2 separate regions of the Homo sapiens genome follow, and region 1 is linked to region 2. The links are chromatin contacts, found by Hi-C or POLR2A ChIA-PET in ENCODE. All regions are on one chromosome and are shown on one strand. The core of a region is the stretch at or near the end of the contact, and the rest is flanking DNA. Distances in the headings are between cores, read along the strand shown. Region 1 holds the start of LYPD3 (LY6/PLAUR domain containing 3). Region 2 holds the start of HNRNPUL1 (heterogeneous nuclear ribonucleoprotein U like 1).

Region 1 (6,994 bases), core at 1,595-4,094, 2.2 Mb before region 2:
GGCGCAAATCTCGGCTCACTGCAACCTCTGCCTCCTAGGTTCAGCGATTCTCCTGCCTCAGCCCCTACTCCCCAGGAACTGGGATTACAGGTGTGTGCCACCACACCCAGCTAATTTTTTGTATTTTTAGTAGAGACGGAGTTTCACCACATTGGCCAGTCTGGTCTCGAACTCTTGAGCTCAGGTGATCCACCCCCTTGGCCTCCCAAAGTGCTGGGATTACAGGTGTGAGCACCTGGCCAGAAAGGATTGATTTTAAGATTTGGGCTTGTGTGTGGTGGTCTTGGGAATGGTGCAAGGAAGTGGGACCTCGTTCTAGTTTGGATACTGTTAAACAGAGGAGGAGTAATGCTGTGGTTGGGCATTTGCATAAATCTCATTTATGAGGCAGGAGAAATAAAGTGAGGTTAAAGTTGTAACTTTAATATAATATAAGCAGTCATTTATATTAGCCAGGATATGGGGATGCTTAGTCATTCTGCGGTTTGCACAATGACCTTGTTTGTTTCTGTGTTCAGACATGGCTATGGATTGGTCTTGATTTTGTTTTTCTTTGTTTTTTGTTTTTTTGAGACAGGGTCTCACTCTGGTTGCCCAAGCTGGAGTGCAGTGTCGCAATCTCAGCTCACTGCAGCCTCAACCTCCCAGGCTCGGGTGATTCTCCCAGCTCAGCCTCTCAAGTAGCTGGGATTATAGGTGCACACCCCCACGCCCAGCTAATTTTTTGTATTTTCAGTAGAGACGAGGTTTCGCTGTGTTGCCCAGGCTATTGATTTGTTTCTTGATCCTTTACTGTCGCAGTGTGGCCTTGTCCAGGTTGGTGCTCTGTGAAATTATCTAGGCGCAGTTGAACTCCATGGCCTCACTATGTGTGTCAGGCCAACTCCCAGCTGTTAGGGGCTGTTTTTCTCTTTCTTCCATGGAAAACTACACGGCCCCCTGTTGGTTTCCTGGCCTTCTCTCTCACCCCTTCTAGAGTCATTTTCCTTTTTTACACAGAGTCCACAGTGACATTCTTTACCTTGTTTTTATTGAAGAATAACATACGTCCAGTGACAGGCCTGAGTCAGTGATTCTCAACGTATCTGTACACACATGCAGCTGTCACCTAGATGAAGATCGTGGGGGCTCCTCCCTGTTGCTCCTTCTGGGGCCATGCCCTCCCAAAGGTAACATGTGTTCTGATTTCTATCACCACTGGTTAGTTTTGTCTGTTCTGAAACTTCATATATATTCAGTTACACAGTATGTTTTGTTTGTTTGTTTAAGGCTTTCTAAACTCAACACCAAGTTTTTTCTTTTTTTAAAATAAAATGAGATGGGATCTCACTATGTTGCACAGCCTGGTCTCAAAACCCCTGGGTTCAAGTGATCCTCCCACCTTGGTGTCTCAAAGTGCTGGGATTACAGGTGTGAGCCACTGTGCCTGGCCCCAACACAAAGTTTTTGAGATATGTTGCTGCATATATCAGGTGTTGGATCTTTTCTATTGCTGTGTAGTATTCCATTGGCCGAACCAACCACTCTCTTTTGCCATTCACTTCTTTTTCTTTTTCCTTTTTTAAAATCATATATCCTACTCTCAGATCCATTTACTTTTTTTTAATTTTTAAATTTTTAAATTTTTTTTTTTGAGACAGGGTCTCACTCTGTTGCCCAGGCTGGAGTGCAGTGGCGTGATCTCAGCTCACTGCAACCTCCACCTCCTGGGCTCAAGTGATTCTCCTGCCCTACCCTTCCGAGTAGCTGGGACAGCAGGTGCACGCCACTGCACCTGGCTAATTTTTTTAAATTTATTATTTTTTTTTAATAGAGATGAGGTTTCGCCATGTTGCCCAGGCTGGTCTCAAACTCCTGATCTCAAGTGATCCACCCAGCTCGGCCTCCCAAATTGCTGGGATTACAGGCATGAGCCACCGCGCCCGGCCTCCATTTACTTCTTGATGGCTAGCTGCACTATTTCTCAGGTTGATCATATTAGGAAGCAAATCTATTATGTCCTCCAGCTCATTTAGACCCTCTTAAAGGTTCTCTACTATTCTCAAAATTAATCCAAATCTCTTGTCGGGGCCTCTGATGCCCTGAGTGTCTCGGCCTCTGCCTGACTCTTTCATCTCAGTTCCTGCCCTTCTCTCATGGACTTCTGAGCTCAGGAGCACTGCTCTCCTTTCCATGTTTGAATGGTCCATCCTACCTCCTACCTCCAGGTGCTCCCACGTGCTGTTCCCTCTGCTTGTAAAGGGCTGTGTCCCTCTCTTGACCTGCTCTAGCTGGCTACATCCTGCATGCCCTTGAGGTTGCATCTCAGATAACCTCAAGGAAGCCCTCACCGACCAGCCCCCACTTCTAGACTGCACATCTCCTTGTATCACTACACTTTTTCCTTCAGTGTCTTAGTCTCTTTGGTAAACACCAATTTGTACGATTATTTGATTAGCATCTGTCTCCCCCATCAGACTGTGAGCTCTGCCAGGACAGGCACTGGTTCTGTCTTCATCTCCAGCATTACCTAGACCAAAGCCGGGCACACTGTAGATGCTCATTTAACAGTTACCGAACACTGAATGTCGAGTAGCCCCAGCCTGTCTTTAAGCCCCACTACTCTCCCACTCCAAACACACACAGACTTTCTCCCGCGAGCTGTCAGGGAACCTCAGCTCCCACCCTTTCCCTCCTTGGCAACTTCACAGGGCAGGGACCGCTCTCCCTTGGATGACGCGCCTAGGGGCGGGGCCCCGCCCCACAGCCGACGCTGAGTTGGCCCGGTTGGGCAAGGCTGGGGTTGCCTGGGGCGAGGTTACTCATCCTGGGCTCAGGTAAGAGGGCCCGAGCTCGGAGGCGGCACATCCAGGGGGGACGCCAAGGGAGCAGGACGGAGCCATGGACCCCGCCAGGAAAGCAGGTGCCCAGGCCATGATCTGGACTGCAGGCTGGCTGCTGCTGCTGCTGCTTCGCGGAGGTGGGTCTGCTGCCCGGAGAGGTGGAGGGGGTAGAGTGGGGGCTCTTAGGGAGGAGGCTCCTCTGGCCCCGTACAGAGAAGGCTGTGGGAAGGATCCCCACATAAGCAGAGGGCACTGTGGGCAAAGTTCCCCCATCCTAAGCAAGGGAGGCAGAGGGAAGGGTCCTCCACCATGGGCCGTAGGAAGGGTTCCCCACCACGGACAAGGGGAGCTGTGGGCAAAATTTTCCTATCCTGAAGCTGCAGAAAGAAGTCCCCTGTTCCTAGGCCGGGCGCGGTGGTTCATGCCTGTAATCTCAGCACTTTGGGAGGCCGAGGCAGGCGGATCATGAGGTCAAACGATCGAGACCAGCCTGGCCAACATGGTGAAACCCTGTCTCTACTAAAAATACAAAAATTAGCTGGGCGCGGTAGCGCGAGCCTGTAGTCCCAGCTACTCGGGAGGCTGAGGCAGGAGAATCGTTTGAATCCAGGAGGGGAGGTTGCAGTGAGCCGAGATTGCGCCACTGCACTCCAGCCTGGCGACAGAGCGAGACTCCGTCTCAAAAAAAAAAAAAAGAAAAAAAGAAAAAAAGAAAAAAGTGTTCCCTGTCCTGGGCAGAGAAGCTGTGGGTAGTGTTCTCTCATTTGAGCAGAAGGGGGCTGTGGGAAGGGATCCCTCACTGAGCACAGTCTACTGTGGGAAAAGTTCTCCCACACACTGTGGGAAAAGTTCTCTCATTCTGAGCAGAAAACCGTGAGGAGGTATCCTTCCTACCCCGGGATGAGGGGCTTCATGGCGGGGATCGCCTACAGTGGGCATACAGGGCTGTCGGAAGGATGTGCCCACAGTTGGCATAGTGGGTGTGAAGGAAAAGGGTCCAGTGATTCCCGTGCTTCCAGATTTGTGGAAAGCTTTTCCCTACTCCTGCCCTGGAAAAGTGTGTGCAATAAGACTGTCTAATCCCGGGACAGAGGGCATGGGAAGGACTATTTCTCCTTGGGGGTGGACGCTTTAGCAAGGAGGGCTCAGGTCTATTCGGCTCCGCTCCCCCAGGAGCGCAGGCCCTGGAGTGCTACAGCTGCGTGCAGAAAGCAGATGACGGATGCTCCCCGAACAAGATGAAGACAGTGAAGTGCGCGCCGGGCGTGGACGTCTGCACCGAGGCCGTGGGGGCGGTGGAGACCAGTGAGTGGGGACCCCCGGGCCACGCACACCACTGCAGGCTCCTCCGGCCCAGCCCCGCCTCCTTATAGTCCTTTCTGGATCTGGCCACGCCCCTTTAACGCGGCCCCACCCCTCCCTTTCAGCCTGGCCGGGACCCTACGACACAGCCTTGCAGGCCAGGCCTTCTCTATTAACAATTACAAGCGCGAGGAGCAGAGAGTTGAGAACTGGGTGGGGCGGACGGGGAGAGCTCGGGTTTGGAACGAGGTCACGTCCTATGCACTTTTTCTGCTCCACCAATGAGACCTCCCCATCCCTGCCTGTCAACCAGGCTGTCTCCTCCGACTCAGCTCTTTGAGGTTCCGCCCCCGTTCCGTGACCCCGCTCCTCCCTGCTTCGGTCGTTCTTTCCGCTCTGAGCGGCTCTTTGGGGGCGTCCATCCGCCAATTCCTGCCTGTCGGTCCTGTGGTGTTGGCCTATTTGAGGCCCCGCCCCTCCCAGACCCTACCCAACTCTGGGCCACGCCCCATCTGAGACCACGCCCACAGCTAATCCCGCCCTTGTCCCTCTCCCTAGTCCACGGACAATTCTCGCTGGCAGTGCGGGGTTGCGGTTCGGGACTCCCCGGCAAGAATGACCGCGGCCTGGATCTTCACGGGCTTCTGGCGTTCATCCAGCTGCAGCAATGCGCTCAGGATCGCTGCAACGCCAAGCTCAACCTCACCTCGCGGGCGCTCGACCCGGCAGGTCCGTGGGGGCCGGGCCGTAGCTGCGGGGGCGGAGCCACATTCGGGCCTGCCAAGATAGAGGTGGAGCCGTGGCAGAGGCGGGAGTACTCGACCTGGGCTGGGGGTGGGGTCACACTCTGGGGCGGGGCCAAGAGGCAGCAGGAGGGACTTTCTGGCTGTAGGCGCCGCGAGGTTGCGCGCTGGGGCGGGGCTACTAGTAGGCGGGGTCATCGATAGTGCCGGGGCCAGGCCTTAGGGGCGGGGCTAGAGGACGAGCTGCGGTTCCCGAACCCTTTCGACACCTTTTCTTCCTCTCGGCTCCCCTCGCAGGTAATGAGAGTGCATACCCGCCCAACGGCGTGGAGTGCTACAGCTGTGTGGGCCTGAGCCGGGAGGCGTGCCAGGGTACATCGCCGCCGGTCGTGAGCTGCTACAACGCCAGCGATCATGTCTACAAGGGCTGCTTCGACGGCAACGTCACCTTGACGGCAGGTGAGGGAGCCCCGGAGCACGGGACCTACGGGAGTTGTGGTAGCCCTTCTGAAGCACCCTGGGCGGTAGGGAGCCCTTTACCCAAAGCGTTTCCTTAACCTGCGACGCATTCTGGGAATCGTGGGGCCTAGGTGCTTGTATCGTAGGGCATCATGGAAAATGCAGTCCCTTCCCCCAACATATTAATAGTGTGGGGATAGTGATGCTTTGTCCCAGAGTGTTTTGGAGGGAAATGCATTTCCATAGAGGGCTGCCAGGTACTTAAGAGGTATTTAAGCCTCTAAGCTTCTGCCCAGGCACTGCGGGGAATCTCTAGTTCTTAGCCCTTAAAACTCAAGGGGTCCCCCGCCTGTCCCAGACTATTGAGAAATGTAACCATGGAAAATGAAGTTCTTCAAATCCCATCCCCTGCCAGTTATGCTATGGAAGATGTAGTTCTTTTTTATTTTATTATTACTATTTTTTTTTAAAGACAGCATCTTGCTCTATCGCCTAGCCTGGAGTGTAGTGGCGCAATCATAGCTCACTGCAGCCTCTACCTCTTGGGCTCAAGCAGTCCTCCCGCCTCAGCCTCCCAAGTAGCTGGGACTACAGGGTGCACCGCCACGACTGGTTCCTTTTATTTTTGGTAACAGTGGGGTCTTGCCATGTTACCCAGGCTGGTATTGAACTCTTGGGCTAAGAGATCCCCCTGCCTAGGTCTCCCAGAGTGCTGGGATTACAGCCGTGAACCACTGAGCCTGGTGTGGAGATGTAACTCTGACTCTAAGAGTAAATTCTGATGGGGAGGTAAAAGCCAGGGTGAAGGCTAAGGGGATAATGGTGAGAGGGTTGTAGAGGAAGTTTGTTCTGCACTGTGGTCTTGTGAGAGGTCTTGTATCTCAGTCTAAGCCTTTGTTTTAAACCCTACTTTTGGTTCAGCCTACACACATTTCCATTCAAAGCACAATGGAAAATGTTAATCCACCATGTGCCAAAGACAGTGAGTCTGTCTGTTTCTCATAGTAGGACCTGAGTTGAGATTTTGGGATTAATGGATGCAGAGACTTTCTGTCTCATTTTGGGGGTTCTCTGTTCTTTTTTTTTTTTGCAAGACAGAGTCTCACTCTGTTGCCCAGTGATCCACCTGCCTCGGCTTCCCAAAGTGCTGGGATTACAGGCGTGAGCCACCACGCCCGGTCAGGTTCTCTGTTCTTGTCTGATGCCTCTAAGTTTTGTTCTGGCCATGTCAACCTCTCTCCCTCCAGCCACTGACCTATCTGTGTCTCCTTCCTGCAGCTAATGTGACTGTGTCCTTGCCTGTCCGGGGCTGTGTCCAGGATGAATTCTGCACTCGGGATGGAGTAACAGGCCCAGGGTTCACGCTCAGTGGCTCCTGTTGCCAGGGGTCCCGCTGTAACTCTGACCTCCGCAACAAGACCTACTTCTCCCCTCGAATCCCACCCCTTGTCCGGCTGCCCCCTCCAGAGCCCACGACTGTGGCCTCAACCACATCTGTCACCACTTCTACCTCGGCCCCAGTGAGACCCACATCCACCACCAAACCCATGCCAGCGCCAACCAGTCAGACTCCGAGACAGGGAGTAGAACACGAGGCCTCCCGGGATGAGGAGCCCAGGTTGACTGGAGGCGCCGCTGGCCACCAGGACCGCAGCAATTCAGGGCAGT
Region 2 (6,958 bases), core at 704-3,203:
AGTAGCTGGGACTACAGGCGCACACCACCAGATCCGGTTAATATTTGTATTTTTAGTAGAGACAGGGTTTCACTATGCTGGCCAGACTGGTCTTGAACTCCTGACCTCGTGATCCGCCCGCCTCGGCCTCCCAAAGTGCTGGAATAACAGGCGTGAGCCACTGCACTCGGCCCGAAAGCTGCTTTTTTTCTAACTGAAGATTCACGCCGTCCCATATCAGGTTTTCCTCTCCTCAGACAACCGCAGGTCTACCCGAACCCATTCCCAGAGTCACAGCTCCTGGCTGATGAAGAGTTCCGTGCTGCTCCCCGAGGGCCCCCACTCCCTGGGTACACAAATAACTGCTTCTGGGAACCGTCGAGATTTCTCCTGGAGACGCTCAGGTCCAGAAACATTCCCCACACTCCACTCTGAGGCCTCCAGTGAAGTCAACAGGTTTCTTTCTCTTTGCTCCCTACGGCCTCCCCCCTCCCCATATTCGCTAAGCCAGATACGTACTCCTGTGCTGGACACAGGATCCTCTGTCTCCCGCCACATATTTCATCCACTTGGAATGTTACCAACTCATCTGCCCCCATCCCACCCCCAGCTACCCTCTGTTCTCCAAAAACCCCACAGTTAGCTCCAGACCAGTCAGCAGCAGCCTCAAGAGTTATTTGCCCTCAGTTTTCTTAGCTCTAGACCCCCAGATCCTTTGTCCAGGAAAGCATCCTCTCCCCCGCCAGCCTCTGGACACCAGGGCTCCCTATACCTCTTCTAGAAGCCAACCAGAAAGTCCCCAGATCTCCCAGCACCTAATGTCCAGGCTGTGCCTGCTTCAAGGGTGGCCTTCCAGCCCCGGAAGAGAGATGGGGGTGCCCCCTAGTTCAATCTCCCGCAGCCCCTAAATGCTCACTAGCCAAACTCCAAAGCACTGAGTCCATTAGGACCCTCCCCAGCCACAGACACCAGCGCCTCCACCTCTCCCACCCACCCCCGTACCCAAATAGGAGAACGCCCAGGATCGCATCCAGCGGCATATTCCAGGATCCTCCTTCCTCAGAACTCTCGCAGCCCCGCACACCTGGACATTCCTTCCCCACCCTGGAAACACGGCTCCCCACCCCCCAGCCCACACGCTGGGCTAGCACGACCGCCAAGCCCACGGAGCTCCGTACCCTAGGATCCCCATTTTCGAGACCCTCCCCAACCCAAACGGAAAACCTCTTGTTCTTCCGACTCTCTTCGGCTCCAGAAAGCAGTTTCCGGTCTCCGATCCCTACGGTACGGAATCCTCCCCGCCACCCCCGTCCCTCACCTCCGAAACCCAGAGGCCCCTCCCCCAGTGTCCCCCCTGCACTGAGTGTCAGGATCCACCCTCCGGTCGTGCTGGGGCCCTGGTCCCCAGATCCTTTTCGGCGGCGGGTAGCGGGATCCCCCGATCCTCAGGTCGTCTCCCCGACCTCAGGCGCTGGACTCCCGCGTCCCACAGCCCTTTCCTCGGCCCAGGCTCCGGGCTCCCCGGCCCCCGCCCCGCGCACTCTCACAATGTCCGTCCGGCCCCGAGTAGCCGCCGGGCTCCGCGTGCGGCTGCAGCCCGGGCGGCGGTGGCTGCGCGGTCCCCTCCAGCTCGGAGCCCCCCTCGGTCTCGACCTCCTCGTTGATGTGCCCGGGTCGCCCCGGTTCGTCGTCGGCGTCGAGCTCCCGCTCGTCGTCAGGCTCCTCGGCCTCCAACGCCGCCTGCAGCCGCTCAGCAAGCTCGGCCTTGAGGCCTCGAGTGTCCAGGCCGCGGCGCTGCAGCTCCTCGCGAAGTTCGTTCACCTTCAGACGGCGCACATCCATGGCCCGGGCCCCCGGGGTGGCCCCCGAGCCCGGCCCGGCCTCCCAGGGCTCTGTCCCCCTTAAACCTTTCCTGTCAGGAGGCGAAGGGGGAAAGGGGGGGGGCCCACTCCAATGGCGGCAGCGGCTCAAAATGGCCGCCGCCACCGCCTCCCCCCTCACTCGTGCCTCGTCCGATGTTACATGAGTGCCAATTGGTCAGTGCGTGGGGCAACGGGCGCGGGCCCGGAAACCTAGCCAATCAGAGCGCCGTTTTCAAAACAACGGCCACGAGAAGGCCTAGGAGCTACTGGGGAGGAAGCGTTGGCCTACGTCGAAGCCGAGGCCGGAGCGGAGGGCGGGAAAAGGCAGGAGGCGGAGCGCTTGCTGATTGGGTAACTCTCGCGCGCCGGCTGCCGTAAGGTCCAATGAAAATAAGGGAGTAACAATTTGGTCCAATCAACGGTAAGATCTCAGAATGAGTGTCCCACGGCCTTTCCTGCGCAGTCCTTTCATCAAACTAAGTGTCTCTGTAACACACATTCCGATTGGTGTACATCTCCCGCCCCTTGAGGAGTCCGAGCGGGTAAAACCACTAGAACCAATCAAATGGAGGGTCGGCAGAAACCCCTCCTTCCTGTTGCCTTTAAGAAACCGGAAAGAGATGAATTCACCAGGAGCCCGCCCCTTGCCGTTAGGGCGGTTTCAAAACAATCTGCCCACCAATCGCAGTTATTGTCTTAGCTCACTAAAGCTGGTAGCGATGGCTCATTTTAGGAAAAGTTCACCAGATTGGCCGTGCTTCAGAGGACTGCCTCACAAATTTCGCTGTAGGAGGAGGTATACGAAATAGAGATTAAGTGGATACACAGTTCGTAATCTGGAAGGAACCCAGTTGCCTTTAGGAAAAGCAAAATTTTGAGTTGAGAGAGTCCCGAAGGTTTGGCTATAGAAACTAGACTAACAACGGGAGGCAAGTTGTAAAGGACACGGCCTCCCCTTCCCTTGGGTAGTCCGCGGCCGCCTTGCTCTATGGTCGGGTACCTGACGTGGAACGGGCGCTCTGCACGCGACCATAGAGCCTTCCCCTCCCGAAAGACATCCAGAAGTTCACCGACCGCTCTCCCGAATCCTCTAATCGGCTGTTCCCGTAAATCGGGCTGTCTGGCGTCTGTACCGACAAGCTCAACCCCACGGATCCGTCATTAACCTTCGCGCTCAGGAATACAAAAGCCACAGAGCTTCCCAGTGTCTAACGCTGCACCACCTGTCGCCTCTAACTCAAAACAAAACTCGAGTAAGACGCAATCGGGATACATGATGCAGACTCCCACTGCCTCCTGAGCCACACGTTAAGCCCGCAAAAGCCACACACTATCTCTACTCAGACAAAGGCACACCCCGCAGTCGTAAACAAACAGGCGTGCGTCAGATCAGACGCATCCAGTTCTTTTTTTTGTTGTTCTTTTTTTTTTTTTTTTTTTTTTGAGACGGAGTCTCGCTCTTGTTACCCTGGCTGGAGTGCAGGGCCTCTATCTCAGCTCACCGCAACCTCCGCCTCCCGTGTTCAAGCGATTCTCCTGCCTCAGCCTTCCGAGTAGCTGGGATTACAGGTCCCCGCCACCATGCCCGACTAATTTTTGTATTTTTAGTAGAGACGGGGTTTCACCATGTTGGCCAGGCTGGTCTCGAACTCCTGACCTCAAGTGATCCGCCCGCCTCGGCCTCCCAAAGTGCTGGGATTACAGGCGTGAGCCACCGCGCCCGGCCCCAATTCCGATCTGCTTTGGGTAAGGCACCCCGCTGCAGTGTAGATGTGCCCACTACGGTCCGCAGAGGCAGGCGGCATCGAATAATAAAGATAACACAGGATAGTTGCACTACAAGCGAACACTACAGCAACCCAAACACACAGCACCCACTCAGCAGCGGGACAGACACTCACGTGGGCCCAGAGGTTCCAGTCCAGACACCCCGCCCCTCGCCCACGTCCGACTTCCTCTCTCTCTCTCTCCTCCCAGCTTCCCACAATGATTTGTTCTAAAAAAGTTTGTGGCCCGGATTGAACTGTCCCCGGTTCTCAGGAGCCGCCACTGGAGGGCGTCCGGGCGCTGCCAAGGGTTTCTCCATTTGCTGCCGGCCACACCCGCGAACGCCCGCTCGCGAGTGCGTGCCAGACACGGTGGGCTGGTCTTCGCTGGAGGCCCTTTGTGGGTCCGTGATGATCGGAGGTGTTCTGTGCCTGTGTTTCTATGTCAGTCTGAACGTTCGGGGTTGTGAGTACCTGTTGTACTCTACATGTCTCTTGAGTATTTGTGTCACTTGACTCTAGGTCTGTGTCTCTTCCTATTCGTGGCGGGTATCTGCCTGAGCATGTTTGTAAATATGCTTGTGTCTGTGTAATTCTGTGTGTCTGTGTTACTCTATGCGTCTGAGTTTCAGTCTCTGTATTTGTGACCAGGTCCTCCTGGGTGTGTCCATTAATTCATGTGTCTGTTAGTTTGCGGCGGAACAGGTGTGTGTGTGTGTGTGTGTGTCTGTGATCCTGGATCTGTATGCCAGTTCCTCACTGGGGGTTTCTGAGAACCTGCATCTCTTTGCTTGTATGTCTTTTTGTCTATCTGTGTGTTCATTTCTACCCTCTCTAGTGAGGACAGAATTCCAAGACCCTACCAAGCCCTTCTTTTTTCTGATGGGGGAACTGAATTGCCAGGGAATGGGGCCACATCACAGCTAAAAGGAGACAAGAGGAGACAGAAGCTCGTTGATATACAAAGTTTTATGTGACCTGAGCCCCTCTGGAGGCACCAGAGTCCACACTCTGTACTCAGAAGGTGAGGGATTGGCTCACGGGGGCAACATGGCCCGAAAGGTGGGAGATCGTCCATCCCCTGCGGGAAAGGAGGCATCCCTAATGCATTGCACAGGCTTGAAGGGGGCACACCCCCACAGTTGGGGAGGAGGAAGCAATGATAGCTAAGAAGGAGAGGGGCACCCCAAAGAATACTACAGTATAGGGTTAGAACCTTGAAATTGCACCTAATAGTCTAGACCTGTGGACCTTTAGAATCTTAGAAACTTAGAACATTTGAGTCTTAGAACTACAGTGCCTAGAACTATAAGATTTTAGAAATGTGGATTCTTGGACTCTTAACCATGGTCCTAGAGAGGCAGAATGCAGCAAAGAACCTAAAGGTGTCCAACATTAGAAATTATTAGAACTTTGGTGTCTAGTTAGTCACAACTGAGTGTGAGAGTCTTATAACTTAGATGCTTAGGATCCGGAATCTTGGACCAATGGAATCTAGAGTGCCTTGAAACAGAACAGACCGTTAGAATCTTATTTAATCATCTAGAATCTTGGAGCATCTGATCTAGAATCTTAGACACAGAGAATCTAAGATCTTAGAGTAAGTCTTAGAATATCACATCTTAGAACACCGGACCTTAGAAACTCCATCTTTAGACTCTTGGAACTTTTGAATTGCAGATTCTAGAGCTTTCGACCCTTAGGATCTAGGATCTTATACAAGAGAATCTATTATCATAAAGCCTCAGAAACTATAATTGATCATCATTAGAATCTTAGAACTTGAGAAGATAACATTTTGAAGCCTTATGATCTAGAGCCTTACAGCCAGAGAATCTAGACTCTCAGAGCCTTAGAACATCACATTTTAGAATCCTAGGCCTTAGAACCTCCATGTCTAGAACTATAGAATCTTTAGAATCTATAATCTTACATTTTAAGGACTCTGAACTCTAGAAGAATAAACATCTAGACTCATAGAGCCTTAGCTCCTAAAATCAGAATCTTAGAACTTTAGAACCTAAAACCTTGAGGCTTTATCAAAAATGTTAGAACCAGAAAATCTAAAACCACATAATGTCAGAGCTTTAGAACAGTAGGTCTTAAGGTTGAGTGCAGTGGCTCATGCCTGTAATCTCAGCACTTTGGGAGGCTGAGGTGGGCAGATCACTTGAGGTCAGGAGTTTTAGACCAGCCTGGCCAACATGGTGAAACCCTGTCTCTACTAAAAATATAAAAATTAGCCGGGTGTGGTGGCACACACCTGTAATCCCAGCTACTTGGGAGGCCAAGGCAGGAAAATCACTTGAACTCGGTAGGTGAAGGTTGCAGTGAGGCGAGATTGCACCACTGCACTCCAGCCTGGGTGACACAGTGAGACTCTATCGCAAAAAAAAAAAAAAAAAAAAAAAAAAAAAAAGTAGGCCTTAGAACCTTAGCACTTTAATAGAATTAGAGACTTTGGAATTTCAGGTCCTTAGAACCAAAGACTCACAGCATCTTTGAAACCTAGAACCTTTGAATCTAGACTCTTTAAACCTTGGACTCTAGAGTCTTGGAATGTTAACACCTGGGAGGGCTTCAGATATTGCAATCCAACCCCTTCCTTTTACAGATGGTGATGCTACTGCTTTCAAGGTGATGCTACTGCACAGAGAAGGGGAGGGACCTGTCTGGGATGGAGGTGGGATAGGTAGGAAGACAGGGCTGCAAGTGGGGATAAGGCGTGGGGTGGGAAAGTGGGAAGGTGGAGTTTTCCCCAGTGGCAGTGCTTAGCTTGGATCCTGAGAGGGAGTACCAGGTGGAGGGTTGTCTCAGGCACCATCCTCCTGCCCTGGGGCTGCTGGGGAGCCCCTATCAGCAGGCTGAGCGGGGCTAGGGGTTGTGGAAGGGCAGAGGACATAGCGTCCAGCAGGATGGACCTCAGCCGCAGTGAGGCAGCTACAGGAATCCTTAGGGTCTGGCTGGGTTGGGGGGTCAGCTCCTCCTGCAGCTCCAGGGGGTTCAGGATAACCTCCACCCTCATCCATGTTGACATAGAGGATTTCGTCAGGCTCCTGGGCAGGAGGCAAGGCCTTCAGTGTGTTCTCCAAATCTTCCCGCAGCTCTGTAAAACTTGGCCGGTCCTGGGGATTTAGCTCCCAGCACCGCGACATCAAGGCATACCTAGGGCAGCAAAATGAGGGGTGGGAGATTGAGCAGGGACTCAGAAGGGGTGCATTCTGGAAGCCTGGGGACATTTTAGGACACTCAGGGGACTGGGGGCATTTTAGAGGGTTATAGGGAGCCTCAGCAGTTTGAGGCCATCTATGGGGATTTGGGAATTCCCAAGAATTTCTGAGTTGGGTCCTG

Evidence for each region. A loop is a pair of places that touch in the nucleus more often than their neighbours do. ChIA-PET counts read pairs that join two places held with the same protein, here RNA polymerase II (POLR2A). Pooled maps may share reads with other maps.
Region 1: a pooled map shows a loop between it and region 2 (7-fold over the local background). The contact joins the promoter of LYPD3 here to the promoter of HNRNPUL1 in region 2. A Hi-C loop is called at or near these places in 3 of 50 pooled maps. POLR2A ChIA-PET finds 5 or more read pairs at or near these places in 2 of 52 experiments (T-cell and activated B cell).

The regions. Positions count from the first base shown.
Region 1 is chr19:43,461,458-43,468,451 of GRCh38, reverse strand. LYPD3 (LY6/PLAUR domain containing 3) reads left to right here and starts at 2,844. Exons shown (of 5, transcript NM_014400.3): 1 at 2,844-2,959; 2 at 3,996-4,127; 3 at 4,683-4,853; 4 at 5,165-5,326; 5 at 6,605-6,994. The coding sequence starts at 2,881. RefSeq lists enhancers at 4,092-4,623, 5,176-5,225, 5,256-5,315 and a silencer at 4,866-5,025.
Region 2 is chr19:41,259,367-41,266,324 of GRCh38, reverse strand. HNRNPUL1 (heterogeneous nuclear ribonucleoprotein U like 1) reads right to left here and starts at 1,953. Exons shown (of 15, transcript NM_007040.6): 1 at 1,527-1,953. The coding sequence starts at 1,821. AXL (AXL receptor tyrosine kinase) reads right to left here. Exons shown (of 20, transcript NM_021913.5): 20 at 4,559-6,772. The coding sequence ends at 6,421. RefSeq lists silencers at 1,428-1,477, 1,498-1,567, 1,658-1,897 and enhancers at 1,903-2,441, 2,442-2,981, 2,982-3,521, 3,878-3,967, 3,998-4,047.